Linked DNA regions of Homo sapiens: region 2 is linked to region 1. A link is a loop called in an ENCODE intact Hi-C map of the cell type or tissue named here. Cell type or tissue: mammary epithelial cell. All regions are shown on one strand. Each heading gives the region's core, and the rest is flanking DNA. Links, peaks and the distances in the headings are about the cores only.

What was found. A loop is a pair of places that touch in the nucleus more often than their neighbours do. Peaks named below come from ENCODE experiments on the same cell type or tissue, not always from the same donor. Only the 100,000 strongest peaks of a DNase experiment are listed, where the experiment ranks them.
Region 2: it touches region 1 in a loop (18-fold over the local background); 14 of 110 quality-filtered maps call a loop at or near these places.

The regions. Positions count from the first base shown.
Region 1 is chr19:33,775,113-33,783,447 of GRCh38, forward strand. No RefSeq gene overlaps it. Among named protein-coding and RNA genes, the nearest start is that of KCTD15, 18 kb to the right of the region's middle. RefSeq lists a silencer at 3,115-3,274. In mammary epithelial cell, for the core only: a CTCF peak has its summit at 3,075 (motif pointing right); a DNase peak (open chromatin) is centred at 3,059; H3K4me3 peaks cover 271 bases.
Region 2 is chr19:34,708,291-34,716,625 of GRCh38, forward strand. It overlaps the pseudogene SCGB1B1P. Among named protein-coding and RNA genes, the nearest start is that of ZNF181, 22 kb to the right of the region's middle. In mammary epithelial cell, for the core only: a CTCF peak has its summit at 4,580 (motif pointing left); a DNase peak (open chromatin) is centred at 4,571.

The DNA of each region.
Region 1 (8,335 bases), core at 65-8,064:
CCGGTGCTCAAACGTGAGACCACGTTCATGTGCAGGAAAGTGTCCCTGGTCATGGGTGCATTTGGTGAAGCCAGAGGCAGTGCCCCTATGGCATCTGCTCAGCAGGGAACACCTGAACTCTCCGCTGACACAGCATCTGGGAGCAGCTTGGAGACAGTGAGGATGACACAGCCCCTCCCCTGGGTGAGCGTGTGTGTGCGTCTGCATGTGTGTGTCGGGGGAGAAGGCACATGCACTTGTATCATCTCTCAGAGAAACGCCGGCTCAAGCTGGACAGACGTGGACACACAACGCATCCATCAGTGGGGGGCTTTTGTTGCAGGTGGTGATGACAGAAGACAGGTGCAGGCAGTGACCATGATCACCACTTGACAGCCCTGAGAGTGACCTCCAACTGAAGGCCAGAGGCCCAGCCTGGAGACCAACCCAGCTCCAACCCCCAACCCCAGCCCCAAACCTCACAGGGCTCAGGAAGAGCCGACTCAGTGCAGTGGTAGGGAAGTATGTGTGTGTGCACGTGTGCATGTGTCTGTGTGTGTGTCTGGGTGTCTGTGTGGGTGTCTGGCCTGTGCTGTGGGGTGGGTGGATGTGAGCGCGTATATGTCTATGTGTGTGTCTGGCCTATACTCTCCACATGTGTGTTTGTGAGTGTGTGTGTTTGGCCTGTACTGTGGGTGGGTGTGAGCATATGGATCATGTGGGTGGGTGTGTTTGTGTGGATGTCTGGCCTGTGCTGTGGGATAAACGGGTGTGAGCATGTGGGTGTGTGTGTCTGGCCTGTGATGTGGGGTGGGTGGGTATGAGCGTGTGTGTGTGTGTCTGTGTCTATGTCTGTGTGTGTGTGTGTGTTTCTGCCCTGTGCTGTAGGGTGGGTGGGTGTGAACGTGTGTGTGTGTCTCTGGCCTGTGCTGTGGGGTGGGTGTGAGCATGTGTGTGTTTGTGTCTGTGTGTGTCTCTGTGTGTATGTCTGGCCTGTGCTGTGGGGTGGGTGGGTGTAAGTGTATGTCTGTATGTGTGTTTCTGTGTGTGTCTGGCCTGTACAGTGTGAGTGTATGTTTGGCCTGTATCATGTGGATGGGAGTGAGCATACAGGTAATGTGGGTCTGTGTGTCTGCGTGGGTGTGTGTCTGTGTGGGTGTCTGGCCTGTGCTGTGGGCTAAATGGGTAATGAGTATGTGGGTGTGTGTGGGGGGAGGGAGGTATCTGGCCTGTGCTGTGGGGTGGGTGTGAGCGTGTGTGTGTGTGTGTGTTTCTAGCCTGTGCTATGGGGTCAGTGGGAGCGTGTGTGTCTGTGTGTGTGTGTTCCTGGAGTGAGGGGTGTGCATTGTGTGTGAGCCCGCGTCCATGCCGGGTGTGGGCTGTGTGCAGTCTGAGTCCTGCCCGTCTCCAGGACCATCTCGTGCACCTGCTCCTCGTCTCTCCCTGCCCATTCGCTGGCCATTTTGTGGATGTCACCTGGAAGGGGCCAACTGATCAGAGACCCTAGAAAGGGCCACTGGCAGCTCCCAGGGGCAAAGGAGGCCCATTGAGTTGGGAGAAGAACAGCCCAAGCCCCAGGGCCCTCCCCAGCTTGGTCCCCCTGTGGGCCCCTCCGGGCGGCCCCAGGGAAGTCCCTGCCAGGCCTCTGCCCTTGAGTGGCTGAGACCTCCTGGATGGGAGCCCCACTCTCTGAGTGGTGACGAGAACAGACGTCCCAAAGCCTAGGGTCCCTCCTGGGGCTTGGGAGCCCCAAAGGCCTTGAGTATCCTGGGGAGATAGGATTCAAGGTCCACACAGATGGTCAGGTGGGAAACTCGGGCAGTTCTGGCTCCCCCCAGCTCCCCCTCCTCCCTGCTGTCTCGACAGGGTTTGGTGGCCCATACAGGGCCTGTCCAAGGGGCCCAGGACAAAGTCAGGCAGGCAGTGGACAGGGGGTCCCCCATCATCTCCCCCTACTCTCAGGCAGGGTTTGCCAATTTCATCCTCAGGGCTGAGCCCCTTGGTGGGGGACAGGAGCCTGTGGAGCCCATGGTTCTGAGGCCTGGAGGCGGCCTCACCTCACTGCCCCTATCTCTTCTTGGCCCCTTCCTCTTCAGGGAGCACTCGTGGTGAACCCAGCGAACATCCTGCTGGCGTCCCTCACTCCTCCACTGCTCTACAAGCCCAGGGGACCCAGAGCTGGGCACAAGAGGCTGTGTTGAACCACGGGATCCAGAAATGGGCAAAGGTGAAAGTTGGGGGTGGGGTAGTCTGGGCTCAAGTAACACTGCCCCTACCTCCGGGGACTCCCAGCTGATGGGTACCATGACTCCTGAATGAGGAATAGGCAGGCGCCCCGGGGAGCAGGGTGTGGGGAGAGGACTGTATGTTAGCCCCACTGCCCTGCCCGGGCCGGGGAGGGGGTGTGGGAGCCCTGAGCTGGGTTCTTCACACTGCCCTGGCCTGGCTGCTTGTTGGCCCTTCTCACTGCCCAGGGCACGCTTTGCACAAGAGGCTCTGTTGGGAGATGGCAGCAGAGGGGGACCCGGGGTCTGGGCCAGGCCGGGGCTACTAGGGGACTATCCTCCTGCCTCTCCTTCACCCTGGGCCGGCCTCAGGAAAGGAGGAGCAGGGGAGCAGCTGGAGGTGCCAAGAGCTCTGGAAGCTAGGGAAGGGGGCAGGGGGCAGGGGCAGAGGGCAGAGAGAGCAACTTCCTGTCACGGGCCTGGGCGACCCTTCCGCGCCACCTGGGTATGCCAGCCTGAGTCAAGTGGACAGTGAGTGCTGAGCGTGGAGAAGTGCAGGTGCGTGCGCGAGGTGTTTAAAGAGGAGACCAAGGGACTGGGACCCTGAGTGTGTCGGGGGTGCAGGTGTCGGGGGTCACTCGTGCTGGGTGCTGCGCTGTGGCCTCGTGTGCGTTGCCCAGTGCCCCTCTCCCAGCGGTGCTGTCCACTCATGCCTCGCTCTACTGTATAGGTGAGAAGACTGAGGCACAGAAAGGCGTGGCCAGAGCTGTGCAGCGCAGGAGTTGGAGCTGGGATTGCGCCCAAGCGGCCGGCAGGGGCTCCCTCGCGTTCGTACCCACAGGCGCAGAGCCGTTCTCCGCCGCCAGGTGGGGCTAAGTCCCCGCTCCCGAGCAGCGGCTTGGGGATCCCCGGCGGGGCCGCCAGGTGGCAGCAGCGCTCTGGCCGCGCGGCTCCAGCTCCCGGGCGCCCCGCGTCCCCAGCCTCCCCACCGCGCAGTCGGCTCCTCTGTCACCTCGCCCTCCCAACCATGGGGTCACGGGGCTCCCGCCCCTCCACTGTCTGCGGGCGGCCTCCAGAGGTTACTCTCAAACCCACCAGCTCCAGGGGACCCGCCTGTGCTAACACTAAGCCCCCAAACACCCGCAGCGCCCCTAAAGCAGTGACATCCACAACCTCCCCGGGGGCTTGTCCTGCACGCTCCATCAGGGTGATGTCAGGCCTTCTCCAACCTCAACCACAACACGAACGCACACGCGCAAACACAAATGCATGCACACACACAGGCACAGACGCACAGACACACACAACCACACACACAGACACACAGACACCCATCCTCACAAACACACACCCAGACAGATATGCAGACACACGCATGCACACAGACCCAGATGCACGCGGACACACAGACACACACGTAAACACACAGAAACATGCACGGCTCAGGACGGGGCTTCTTGCTGCATTGAAATAAATGGGAAGAACCGGAAGGTCCCTCACTGTCTCAGCCAAGTGCATGCACTTCCCACGCTGAGCCCTGTCCTCCACTTCCCCTCCTGCACTGGCCAGAGGTCACCCCCGACACACACACACACACACACACACACACACACACACACACCAGATCCCAGTCCCTTAGCCTACTCCTTAAGCACCTCCCGCGCGCACCTGCGCCCTCTCTGCACACACAGCAGGCTTTCCCATCAGCAGAAAACAAGCTGTCAATGCCCCACCTTTAAAAACGGGGAAGCCGTAGCCAGATGGCCCCTGCAGCGCCTGCCCATTTCTCTCCTCTCCTTCCTGGCAGAACCCACCCCTCAGCCCCCATGGCTTCACCTCCTTTTCCACTCTGGACCCCACCCTGGCCTGCCTTCCAATCTTGCCACCCGCAGAGTCCGCTGACAAGGCACCTTCCACTGCCGCACGCTGGCAATCCCAGGCACTCTTCTGCCTACACACTCCCTGGGCGAGCTCCCCATCACCCCTGTGCTAGACTCCCGGATTTGCCCCTGCAGCCCTGATCGGTAGACCCCCATGGCCAGCCGCCTCACCCCCAGCTGTCGGCACGTCCAGCGGGTGTCTCCACTTGAACGTCTCACCTGAGCCGCACACCTTTCACACCTCAAGCCCCTCCTCTCCCGGCTTCCCGGCTCAGCCTTCCCTACAAGCCCTGGATCGTCCCTTTCGCCCTGCCTCCCAAGGGCATACTGAATCCATGTCCATTCTCCCTCTCCAGGGCTGTCATTTAACCCAAGCCATTATCACACTAGCATCTCCTGCCTTGGCACCTAAAGTAATAAGTAACTATGGAATTTACCGGTTTACCAGGTACTGCTCTAAGTATTTCATATTTTTTGTACCCTGCCCCTCGCGATCCCGGCTGACTGCAAACTCCGCCTCCTAGGTTCAAGAAATTTTCCTGCCTCAGCCCCCCGAGTAGCTGGGATCACAGGGGCCTGCCACCACACCGGGCTAATTTTTGTATTTTTAATAGAGACGGAGTTTCACCATGTTGGACAGGCTGGTCTCAAACTCCCGACCTCAAGTGATTCACTCGCCTCGGCCTCCCAGAGTGCTGGGATTACAGGCTTAAGCCACCTCGCCTGGCTAGCGTTTCACATATAAGAGCTTATCTAATCCTCACTACAACCCTGGAAGACCGTTATCATCCTCCCCATTTTTTGCAGATGAAGACATTGAGACACAGAGAGGTTAAGTAATCTGCCCAAGGCCACACAGCTATAATGGGGATCTTCCAGAATTCAGAGCCTGATGGTTTGGCCCTGGCTCTGTGTGCCCATGAGTGCACAGTTCTTACTGGCTCTCTGGTGTTCCAATGGGGTAGGAGGTTTTGCGACAGCAGAGAAGGAATTGAATGGTCACTAGGGCAAGGGAAAGACAAGCTCTCTGGAGAAAGAGAGGGAGTGTCTCAGGCATTGCTTTGCACCCATTTGCAGTTTATGATGGATGTGCAGGGCACCAGCATGCCTTCCTGCTGCAGCATAAGCAAGGTCACAGCGGGGCTCCTCCTAGACCTGTGTGACAGAGGAGTGAAGGACACAGAGAATAGTCACCCAATCAGGACAAGGCTGGATGAGGAAGGGCATCAAGACAGGAAGGGCTGATAGGCAGAGAGAAGGCGCTGGGGTCTGCGGAGGAAGTGAGGCGGGAGTTGGGGACCTGTGACCTTGGAGATGGTGTGGTTTCCTGTGGTGACAGGCAAACTGTGGCCAGGGGTGGCAGTGGCCAGGATCACGATGATGACTTTCACCTCTGCCCACCATGATAATCTCCTGGATGGAGATGACCTCGGTTCCAGGGCTTGTGAACAAGTCACGCCCCACAGAGGGACCCTCTTCAGCCTCCTCTGGGGTCTGGTGACACGGTGGTCCTGTACCTGTGCCTCTGGCTCCATCAGTTCACACTTGCTACCTGCCTGCTTACCTGCCTGCTGTCACCTGTTCCAGCCTGTATCCACCTGCCTGTGACTACCTGAGTTTGCCTGTGACCACCCACACCCATCTGTCTCTCTCTGCCTTGGTGGGTGGTGGTTTTGGGGCTACAGGTCAGCCCCCTCCTCCGCGTGCAGGGCCTGAGAGCAGGGGCGTGGGAGACGGAGTCTGCCAATCTGGCCGCACCAGCTGGAGATGAGCCCAGGACTGCTGACGCCTCCAGCCTGCCTCTGGGGAGACCATGCTGTGTGGATGACAGTCCCCTAAGACCCGGAAGCGAGCCACGTCTGGGAGGATGAGATGGGGTCGGCAAATCTGGGCCGGGAGGGAAGGCTGCATTCTTGCTCTCCAAACCGATGTGCTGAATTTTACTTTTCCTTTTAGTTATTTCTTCTTCTTAAATCCTGTTTCTCTCCCTGAGGCAGCTAATCTATTATTTAACATCGGATTGTGGGATTGAAACTCCAAGGCAAATTGAAAATTATTTGTGTTTGAGGTTTCAGGCGTGAAGCTGAGGCAACCATTTCTGAGAGATCCTGAGAACCCGGGCAAAGGTAGCGAACCCACAGCACTGTTCCTGGAAGGGGCTGAGAGGACTGGGGTGCAGGAAGCGTTCCACAGACCTGGCAGGCTGGGGGGCCCCGCTATGCTCCAGCCTTGCCCACCCAAAGCCCGCAGCTCGGGGGTCATTAATCTCCATGTGGCATTTCACTTGGGAAATGCTGTCAACACCTCCCACTGGCCAAAGTCCTCAAGAGGCTGGGCAGGTGCCATCAGTCACCCTGGGCCTGTGCCCACCCTGGGGGAAATGCCTCGGTCATGAGAGGATTAATGACACGAGGAGAAGGGCTCGTCATCATTTTTCAAGGTTCGGCTCTCTGTAGATCTGCAGGCAGGATTGCTGGCCTAACAGTCAGTGGAGAGTGACCCAAGGCTCTGGAGAGTGACCAAGGAACACGGCTGAGGGTGGGGGGCCCTGGCCTGGACCCCCGCTGAGTGCCCGAAGACTGATGGAGCATGCGACCTCCTAGCGCTGGCTCTCAGGACATGAATCGGGACCAGAAGGAGGAGTGGGCTTGAGCCCAGGGGAGTGTGAACAAACACTGTGTGAGCCCCACATAGACATCTGCGGATCACGGAATGGGGGAACTGGGAGACGCCAGGTCAGGGAGATCCTTGGATTTTGGATAAGGGATAAGGAGATTGGATTTTGTGTTGGAAACAGCGGAACCATTGAAGGAGGGGTGTACTACGGTCAAGTTCCATGCCCAGAAGGATCCAGAATGAGGCTGAGGGGCTGTCTTCATCCATCTTAGTCTGTCTGGGCTGCTACATCAAAAATCCCATAGACTGGGTGACTCAGACAACAAACAATTTCTCACAGTTCTGGAGGCTGAGATCAAGGCGCCAGCAGATGCAGTGTCTGGGGAGGGCCGGTTTCCTGGTTCATAGGGGGCCCTCTTCCTGCTGTGAACTCATGGCAGAAGGGGTGAGGAGCTCCCCAGGGCCTCGTTTATCAGGGTGCTAATCCCATTCACGAGGGCTCCACCCTTAGGACCTAATCACCACCAAAAGGCCCCACCTCCTCACACCATCACTTTGGGGTTGAGGATTTCAACATAGGACACAATATTGTCAGGGGACATTCGGCGCATAGAAGAGGCTATCAGCACATCTCCATCCAACACTTAGAGCGGTCACACGTGTCAGGCCTTGTGCTAGACCTGGGTGATGGCACCCTTATGCCCCCAGCTCAGAACAGAGCTGAGCATCGAGGATCTGGGACCACAGAGAAGTGGGAGGAGTCTCCCACAAGGTCCTCTGCCACCCAGATTTATAAAGGAAAGAGGTTTAATCGACTCACAGTTCCACATGGCTGGGGATGCTTCAGGAAACTTACGATCATGGCAGAAAGGGAAGCAAACACGTCTTTCTTCACATGGCAGCAGGAGAGAGAAGTGCCGAGCAAAGGAGGAAAAGCGTCTTATAAAACCATCAGATCTTGTGGAACTCACTCACTATTACAAGAACAGCACGGGGGTAACCGCCCCCACGATTCAATTACCTCCCAGTGGATCCCTCCCATGACACGTGGGGCTTATGGGAACTACAATTCAAGATAAGATTTGGGTGGAGACACAGCCAAACCATATCACCGTGGGATCTCAATGAAACTGCAGCCATAGCTGCCCATCATGAACTGGGTCCTGTCAGAACCACCAAGTCAAAAGGCCAAGTGGACTCAGCACCTCCTATCAAAAGATAGAAGTTGGCCAGATGCAGTGGTCACACCTGTAATCCCAGCACTTTGGGAGGCAGAGGCAAGAGGATCGCTTAAGGCCAAGAGTTTGAGACCAGCCTGAGCAACATAGAGAGACCACGTTTCTACAAACAAAAAGTAAAAAATCATCCAGGTTTGGTGATGCACACCTGCAGTCCCAGCTACTCAGGAGGCTGAGGCAGGAGAATTGCTTGAGCCCAGGAGTTGGAGGCTGCAATGAGCTGTGATTGCACCACTGCGCTCTAGCCTGGGTGACAGAGTAAGACCTTGTCTCTAACTAGTAATAATAAGATAGAAGTGGCACACCCAGGATCAAGTGCAAGCAGGGTGGGAGGACACAAGCGAGCTGTGTGAGCAGGGAGCCTGGGCACCTTGGGATCCCCACTGCTGCACTGAGA
Region 2 (8,335 bases), core at 41-8,040, 930 kb after region 1:
GAACAATCTGAGCAATGAAATAAATCACATAGTATGGGATTATAACCCAGAGTATAAAATAGTATAAAATAACATACGGTTGGCCCTTTGTATGCGTGGGTTTCACATCTGTAGGCTCCACATCTGTTCATTCAACTGAGCATAGATTGAAAATACTTGGGGAGTAGGGGAGGGAATTCCACACAATTTCAAAAAGCAAAACTTGAATATATCCCATACCGAGCGCTATCTTGAATCCATGTGAAGGAAGTTGTATGTGGGCATTGCATTAGGAATTATAAGTAATCTAGGAATGACTTAAAAGTGTACTGGAGGATGTGTGCAGGTTACATGCAAATACTATGCCATTCTATATACGGAACTTGTACACCTGTGGATTTTAGTGTCCATGGGAGGTCCTGGAACCAATTCCCCATAAATCCAAAGGGACAACTACATGTGAGTCTATACTGATAAAAATAAATGATTATGTTCTCACTCATAAGTGGGAGCTAAGCTATGATGATGCAAAGGCATAAGAATGATACAGTGGATACTGGAGACTCAGGGGAAAGGGTGGCAGGGAGGTGAGGGATAAAAGACTATACACTGGGTGCAGTGTACAATGCTTGGGTGATGGGTGCACCAAAATCTCAGAAATCACCACTAAGGAACTTATTCATGTAAACAAACACCACATGTTCCCCAAAAACCTATTGAAATAAGAAAAGAAACAAAAAAAACAGGGAAGAAAAAAAATACAAATAAATGATTGAACAAATAAATAAATGAGAAAGAAAAGACAGATATTCCTTACAGAATAATTCCAAATTATATATATATAGATCCTCCCCTCCCTGCTACTGTTTTCCCCATTTCCTACTTTTTTCTTTTTCTTTTTTAGAGACAGGGTCTTCCTCTGTCACCCAGGCTGGAATGCAATTGCGTGATCATAGCTCACTGCAGTCTCAACCTCCCAGGCTCTCAAGCAATCCTCCTGCCTCAGCCTCCCAAGTAGCTGGGACCACAGTCCACCACACTCTGCTAATTTTGTTATTTTTTAAGAGACAGGGTCTCACTATGTTGCCCAGGCTGGCCTTGAACTCCTGGGCCCAAGGGATCCTCCTGCCTCTGCCTCCCAAAGTGCTGGTATTGTACACTTGAGCCACCACACCTGGCCACCCTACTCTTGTCTTCAGAAACATCTAGCCACCATCAAGCTTACTGCCCTCCCACCTTGAGTATGTGCTGGATGTTTCCCAAGAAAATAGTAGGGAAAGGGAAAAACAGTAGAGAAAGCCAACACAGATGACACTAATCAAGTGATAAGTGATAACCAGTGCCTAGACATTGATGTCACAGGGTCCTGCACTTCCAGGGTGTGTTCCCTAAAATCCTAATCCCAATGTAAATATTATGAGAAAAAATGCCAAACTCAGCTTGGTGGGCATTTGACGATGTCCACCACCTCAACACTACCAAGGCCATAAAAAAGCAAGGCAGGACTAAGACAGTGTCACACACCAGAAGACATGATGAACAGCTGACAGCTGGAGCTCATTGCTTGGCACCTCTCAACCAAGAGCCCTTACCAGACATGAATCCTGTTTTGTACAAGGTTCTAATCAAGGCCAAAAACCTTGCATTCTACCTTTGACTCTGCAGCTTCAGCAAACCTTATTCTGTCACTACTGACTCAGAGAAAAGGTCAGCCAAGAACCTCTAGCCAAAAACTGCCTTATTCTGAACTGACAAAGTACTGAAAACTTTCACTTTATTTAACTAATACAAAGCAATTTAATAAGCAAATATACAGTAAGTATCTGTAAAAGTTCTTGTTCATAGACTCCAGAGGCCAGGCACAGTGACTCATGCCTGATGAGTGTCTCTCCCAGCACTTTGGGAGGCTGAGGTGGGAGGATCGCTTGAGTCCAGAAGTTTGAGATGAGCCTGGGCAAGATGGGGAAACCCCATCTCTACAAAAACTAAAAATAAAAAAGTTAGCCAGGCTTGGTTGTGCACACCTGTGGTCCCTGCGACTTGGGAGGCTAAGATGGATGGCTTGAGCCTGAGAGGTTGAGGCTGCAGTGAGCTCTGATTGCACCACTGCAATCCAGCCTGAGCAACAGGAGACTCTGTCTTAAAAAAATAAGAAACCAAAATAAGTTTTAAAAATATGTAGTTTATAGACTCCAGAGCAATGGGGATGTCCCTTCAATTCATCTAACAGACATTTATAGAGCATCTACTTTGTGTTGGTCCTGGTCTGAGCCCTGAGGATGTAGCAGCACATTGGAGCTCCTCATACATCTATGGGTAGGGGGAGATAATCAGCAAATGGAAAGACACAGGCCTTTTCCTGCCCCACTGTGAGACCTGGCACAGGTATAAAAGGGCCTCAAATGGGGCCTGACGAACTTGCCACTGGCACCATGAAGCTGGCTCCTACTTTCGGGCTGCTCTTCACTGCCGTGCTCCTGATCTCCAGGGCAAGTAGGTGCCAGGCTGTGAATGCCTGGGGATGTGGATGCTGGGGCTTTGATGGCATCCAAGGGCAGTTTTGAGCATACATGGAGGGAAAGGGATGTGTAGGCTCTGATGAGTGTCTCTCAAGGGTCTGTCCACGTGTCATTGTGTTCCAGATTGTGACATCTGCCCAGTTGTGACAAAGGATGTTGATCTCTTCCTGGTGGGAACCCCTGATGAATATGTTGATCATGTGGCACAATACTGAACATCCTCATTAATATTGTCCAATGCTAGAAAGCTGAAGAACTGTTTCAATGGCAAATTGGCAGACGAGGACAAGAGGCATGTGCTCAGTGGGCTGGTGAGTGCAGCTGTGTGTGCCTGCACCTTAGTCTGGGTGGAGGGTCTGCTGGTTCTAGGGCAGTGGGTGGGAGTGCTTATTCTCCTCCCACCAACTTACCATTATGATATGTAATTGAGACTACTGGAAATAGATTTACATGTGAGGTGTGTAGCAACAGTAAAATGTATTTTAATAAAAGGTTATAAGAGGCATAAAAATATAAATTCTTGCCTAGGGTTAAAGAATTGTTTTAAATTAGAAAATATGAAGTTAAAAGTTCAAACAAGTGGTAGAAAGTGTAAAAATAAATCTTGCAAAAATTCTATGTATGAATATATTGACTAAATTCAAAAGGGTATTATATGGTTTTTCTCTAAATTCAGCATTAAAATAAGAGCATGACAAGGTACTCTCCCACCAAGGCCTTTCCCTGGGAATCTGGGAGGAAAAGGAACCTCGTGAATGAGGAGGTAGAGAGGAGGGAGCAGACACCAATGACGCAGGGAAGGGCCAGGAAGGGGGATTCAGCTAGCCCTTGAGCTTGTGGGCTGGCTCTGGCTGTTCAGCTCTGTAGGCTAGCCTGGGAACCTCCAGGACCTCCTGTGTCCATGGCACCACTCAACCTCAATTTTAGACCCTTGGCTCTGACCTCCTGGCCTACAGCCTCTCGAGCACATGAGACTCTCCAAACCATGAGCCCTGGGTCTTTCTAATACAGGATTTATTAAGAAATTATTTTTAGGCAGCTAGAAAGGGTAAAAGTTCTCGGTGGAATTTTCCTTTAATAAAAAGCAGCCCCAAACCATTTCTTCTCCGACAGAAAGCAGCCTGATATATATGAAAACTAGGAGCTTTCATATGTAAATGCCAGCAGCGGTACCTGGAAGCCAGGTACATTGAATATGGTGGTTCCTGCTCTCCTTTTCCTTGTCACCGTGTGTGTAGGAATCATGGTGACCCACCAGGTAGAACCACATTTGCATAATAAAAGAGTAGGGTGGGAAGGCCAGTCTTTTTGCAGGCTATGCAAATGGAACGTCTAGTCAAACCAATCCCCTGGGCCCTATGTAAATCAATCACCACCTCCCTAAGCCTCTGCACAAAATCGATTGCATCCTGCTGCAAACTGGAGACCCTCTCTTGGGCGACCTGCTTTCTCAGCATGAGGAAGCCTTTTCTCTCTCTTCTTCTTCTTTGTCTATTAAACTTTCTGCTCCTAAACCCACTCCTCATGTGTATTCGCGTCCTGAATTTTTTTCGACTGAGACAAAGAAACAGGGTATATACCCCAGTCAACCAAGCTGTTTCATCTGGCGGTTCTCATCCAGGATCAGGATCAGAATGGAAGATAGAAACATCGGACTGGTGAGTATGGAGTGAGCCTCAAATCTGCCCTTTAATCTCAAGGCTGTCTTCAAACCAGTTTTTTTTTTTTTTTCCACAGAGTTCCTAGCCATCACATGAGGCTGGGAGAAGTCCTAGGGCAACTGAGAATTTCTGTCCAGGGCACACCCTGGCATTATTCAAAGGCTTCGGGACTGAACCCAGCCTCCAACAGCCCATCCAAGTGTTGATCATGGATCTCCAGCTATCCTGTCACAAAATTTTCCTTTCTTTTCTATCTGCTGTCACTATGTCTCCTATCCTCTGTGTGTGCAGTGTGCAGGAAATTTTACAGTTCAGGGAAACAGTTCTGTTAGGAAAGATCAGCAAACACCACGTGCAGCAACTCAACAAGCATCTCTATCCTGCCTCTGGCGAGCACATGTTATTTCTAAGCCAACAGCGCCACCTAGTGGAAATATAAATCCTCTTCATGTGGCAAATCGCCGGTGTTTTACAGTAATACTGCAGCTTCTCAATTCTTTCTTTTTGCACCGCTAGAAATCAGCCTCTAAGGTCTTTCTGTGAATGGGAAAGCTCCAACTTCAACAATTAGGAGGAAAATGTCCTTCACAGCCAAATGTTAGCGCCCATACTGTGCCAACAGCAGGAAAAATCACCATTAGGTCCCTACGTTCATTTCTGTCTCCAATGAGAGCAGTACTTAATTAGTAAAGTGATTTTAAGTACAGAGGTTAAACAGAACCATTTTGCTATGGGTAAATATTTTAGCACAGGCCATAATAGCAGGTAATTTAGCACACTGACTCTGTTAAAGAAGGCTTGCCCAAAGGGGACACAGTCTCTCCAGAGATCCATTTCTTCAGGAAGCCAGGCAGATCACACAGATCGATAAGCTAAGGCAGTGTGGGTAAAGCATGGTTAATCCCATAACTTAGTTCATAAGGTTCCATGACTTGGAGGACCACGCCTACAACAATGGGCAGCACAGTTAACACAATGCTGGGACACAGGAACCAAGGAGAGAAAACTGTTGGGGGGATGCTCCCACTGTCTTCCTCTCCACCCTAGGTCACAGTGAAAGGACACCTAGGGAGTAGAAACAGAGGGACAAAAGAACTACAGGGCAAACAAAAATGTTAACAAAATGGCAATAGTAAATGGTAGGAGACTTCCACATGTCACATTTAATAATAGACAGACCATCTAGACAGACAACGTATAACAGACTTAAACAAAATCATAGAACAAATGGATCTACCAGACACACACAGAACTTTCCTCCCAACAGCGGAAGACATTCTCCTCAAGAATACACACTACAGTCTCCAGGATAGAAGACAAGTTAATTCGAAAACAAGTCTTAACAAATTTAAGATCAGAACCATATTCAGTGTCTTTTCTAGCCACGGTGGAATGAAACCAGAAATCAAAACTGGCAAGAAAACAGGGAAGTTTATATATATGTGGAAAAATTCAAAATTTCTTGACACAATTGCTGCACTTCTGATCAAATGGCTCTTGCAGATATTTATAGACTATTTCATCCAACAGCTGCAAAATATTATTTCTTTCCATAAGAACATTTAACAAAGAATGAGTATTTGATAGGAAAACAGGATGACTATAGTTAATAATCATTTAATTGTATATTTTAAAATAACTGAAAAAGTATAATCAGATTATTTGTAACACAAAGAATAAATCCTTCAGGTGACGGATACCCCATTGACTCTTTTTCTTTTTTTTTTTTGACAGAGTCTAGCACTGTTGCCTGGGCTGGAGTGCAATGGTGCAATCTCGGCTCACTGCAACCTCCGCCTCCTGGGTTCAAATGATCTCCTGCCTCAGCCTCCCAAGTAGCTGGGATTAAAAATACAAAAAATAAAAATTTTTGTATTTTTAGTAGAGACGGGGTTTCACTATGTTGGCCAGGCTGGTCTTGAACTCCTAACCTTGTGATCTGCCTGCATTGGCCTCCTGAAGTGCTGGGATTACAAGTGTGAGCCACCACACCCAGCCTCCCGTTGACTCTTATGTGATTATTATACATCGTTTGCCTGCATGAAAATATCACATCAAGTATCATTTCTGACCACAATGAAGTAACACTATAAATCAAATCAATAACAAGATAAATTTTCTAAAATGAACAAATATATAAAAATGAGACAATGAGCAAATAAACAAATTAAGAAGCAAATTAAAAAAATTTTTGAAGCAAGTTAAAATAGAAATGCCACATACCAAAGCCTGTGTGATCCAGCAAACACAATATTAGCAAGAATTTTGATAATAAATATCTTCATCAAAAATGTAGAAAAAGTTCAAATAAAACCTGCACAACATAACAAAATCTATAGGGTACTGAAAAGGCAATAATAACAAGGTAGTTTAGTAGTAACTACCTACATCAAAAAAAAGAGAGAAAGATTTCAAGTAAAACTTAATGCATTTCAAGGAACTAAAAGAGCAAATACAAACCAAACCCAAATTTAGCAGGAGGAAAGATATAATAAAGATCACAGCAGAAATAAATGAAATTGAGACTAAAAAATAGTATAGAAGATTAACAAATGAAGAGTTGGTTTTGTTAAAAGAAAAAAAATCATCAGACCATTAACTAGATTGTGAAAAAAGACCCAAGTAAATAAAACCAGAAATGAAATAGTAGACATCACAACTGATACCACGCAAAAACGAAGTATCATTAGAGATTGCTACCAGTAACTATAAGCTAACAAATTAGAAAACGTACCAGAAATGTGTAAATTATTAGACATATAAAATTTACCAAGATTGAACCAAGAAGAAATAGAACTCCTGAATAGAGCAATTACAAGTAATGAGATTGAACCTGTAATAAAATGTCTCCATCAAAGAAAAAACCCAGGCTCCATTTTCTTCCAGAATTGTACAAAATATTTAAGAACTAATACCAATTCTTCAAAAAGTCCTCCAGAAAATTGAAGGGAATGAAATTCTTCCAAACTCATTCTACAAAACCAGCAATACCCTGATGGCAAAACCAGACAAGGACACACACACATACAGAAAACAACAACAACAACAACAACTATAGGCCAATATCCATCATCCTCAACAAAATTCTAGCAAACCAACCCCAACAGCACAGCAAAATGATCATTCCCCATGATCAAGTGGGAGTTCTCCCAGGAATGCAAGGATGGTTCAAAATACACAAATCAATACATGTGACACATCACATCAACAGAAGGAAGAACAAGAACCATACAATCATGTAAATAGATGCAGAAAAAGCATCTGATAAAATTCAACTGTGCTTCATTATAAAAACTCTTAACAAACTGGGTGTAAAAAGAACGTATGCCAATATAATAAATGAAATATATGGCAAACCCACTGCCAACATCATAGTGAATAAGGAAATATTGAAACGTCATTCTCTAAAATCTGGAACAAGAAAAAAAAGTGGCCACTTTCACCAGTTTTATTCAACATAGTACTGGAAGTCCTAGCCAGAGCAGTTAGGCAACAGAAAGAAATAAAGTGCATCCAGACTGGATAGGAGGATGTCCCAGTCTCTGCTTGCAGATGACATGGTCTTGTATATAGAAAAACCTAAAAGGACCAACAAAAACTCTTAGAACTGATAAAGAAATTCAGTAAAGGCACAGGATACAAAATCAACATATAAAAATCAGTAGCATTCGTACACATCAGCAACAAATTAGTAAAGGAAGAAATTGAGAAGGCAAACTCATGTAAAATAGCTACCAAAATAAGAATAAATTTAACGAAAGAGGTGAAAGACCTCTACCCAAAAAGCTATAAAACGCTGATGAAAGAAAGTGAAGAGGACATCAAAAGTGAAAAGGCATCCCATGTTCATGATTGGAACAATTAATGTTGTGAAAATGAGCATATCACCAAAAGTGATCTGCAGATTCAATGCAATCCCTGTCAAAATATCAATGATATCTTCACAGAGGTAGAAAAAACAATCCTAAAATTGGTAAGAAACCACAAAAGACTCAGAATAACCAAAGCAATCCTCAGAAAAATGAACTAAGTTGGAGGCATAACACTTCTTGAAGTCAAAATAGATTATATAGCTATGGTTAAAACAAAAACAACACAACAACAAACAGTTGGGCATGGTGGCTCATGCCTGTAATCCCAGCTCTTAGGGAGGCAGAGGCGGGAGGATACCTTGAA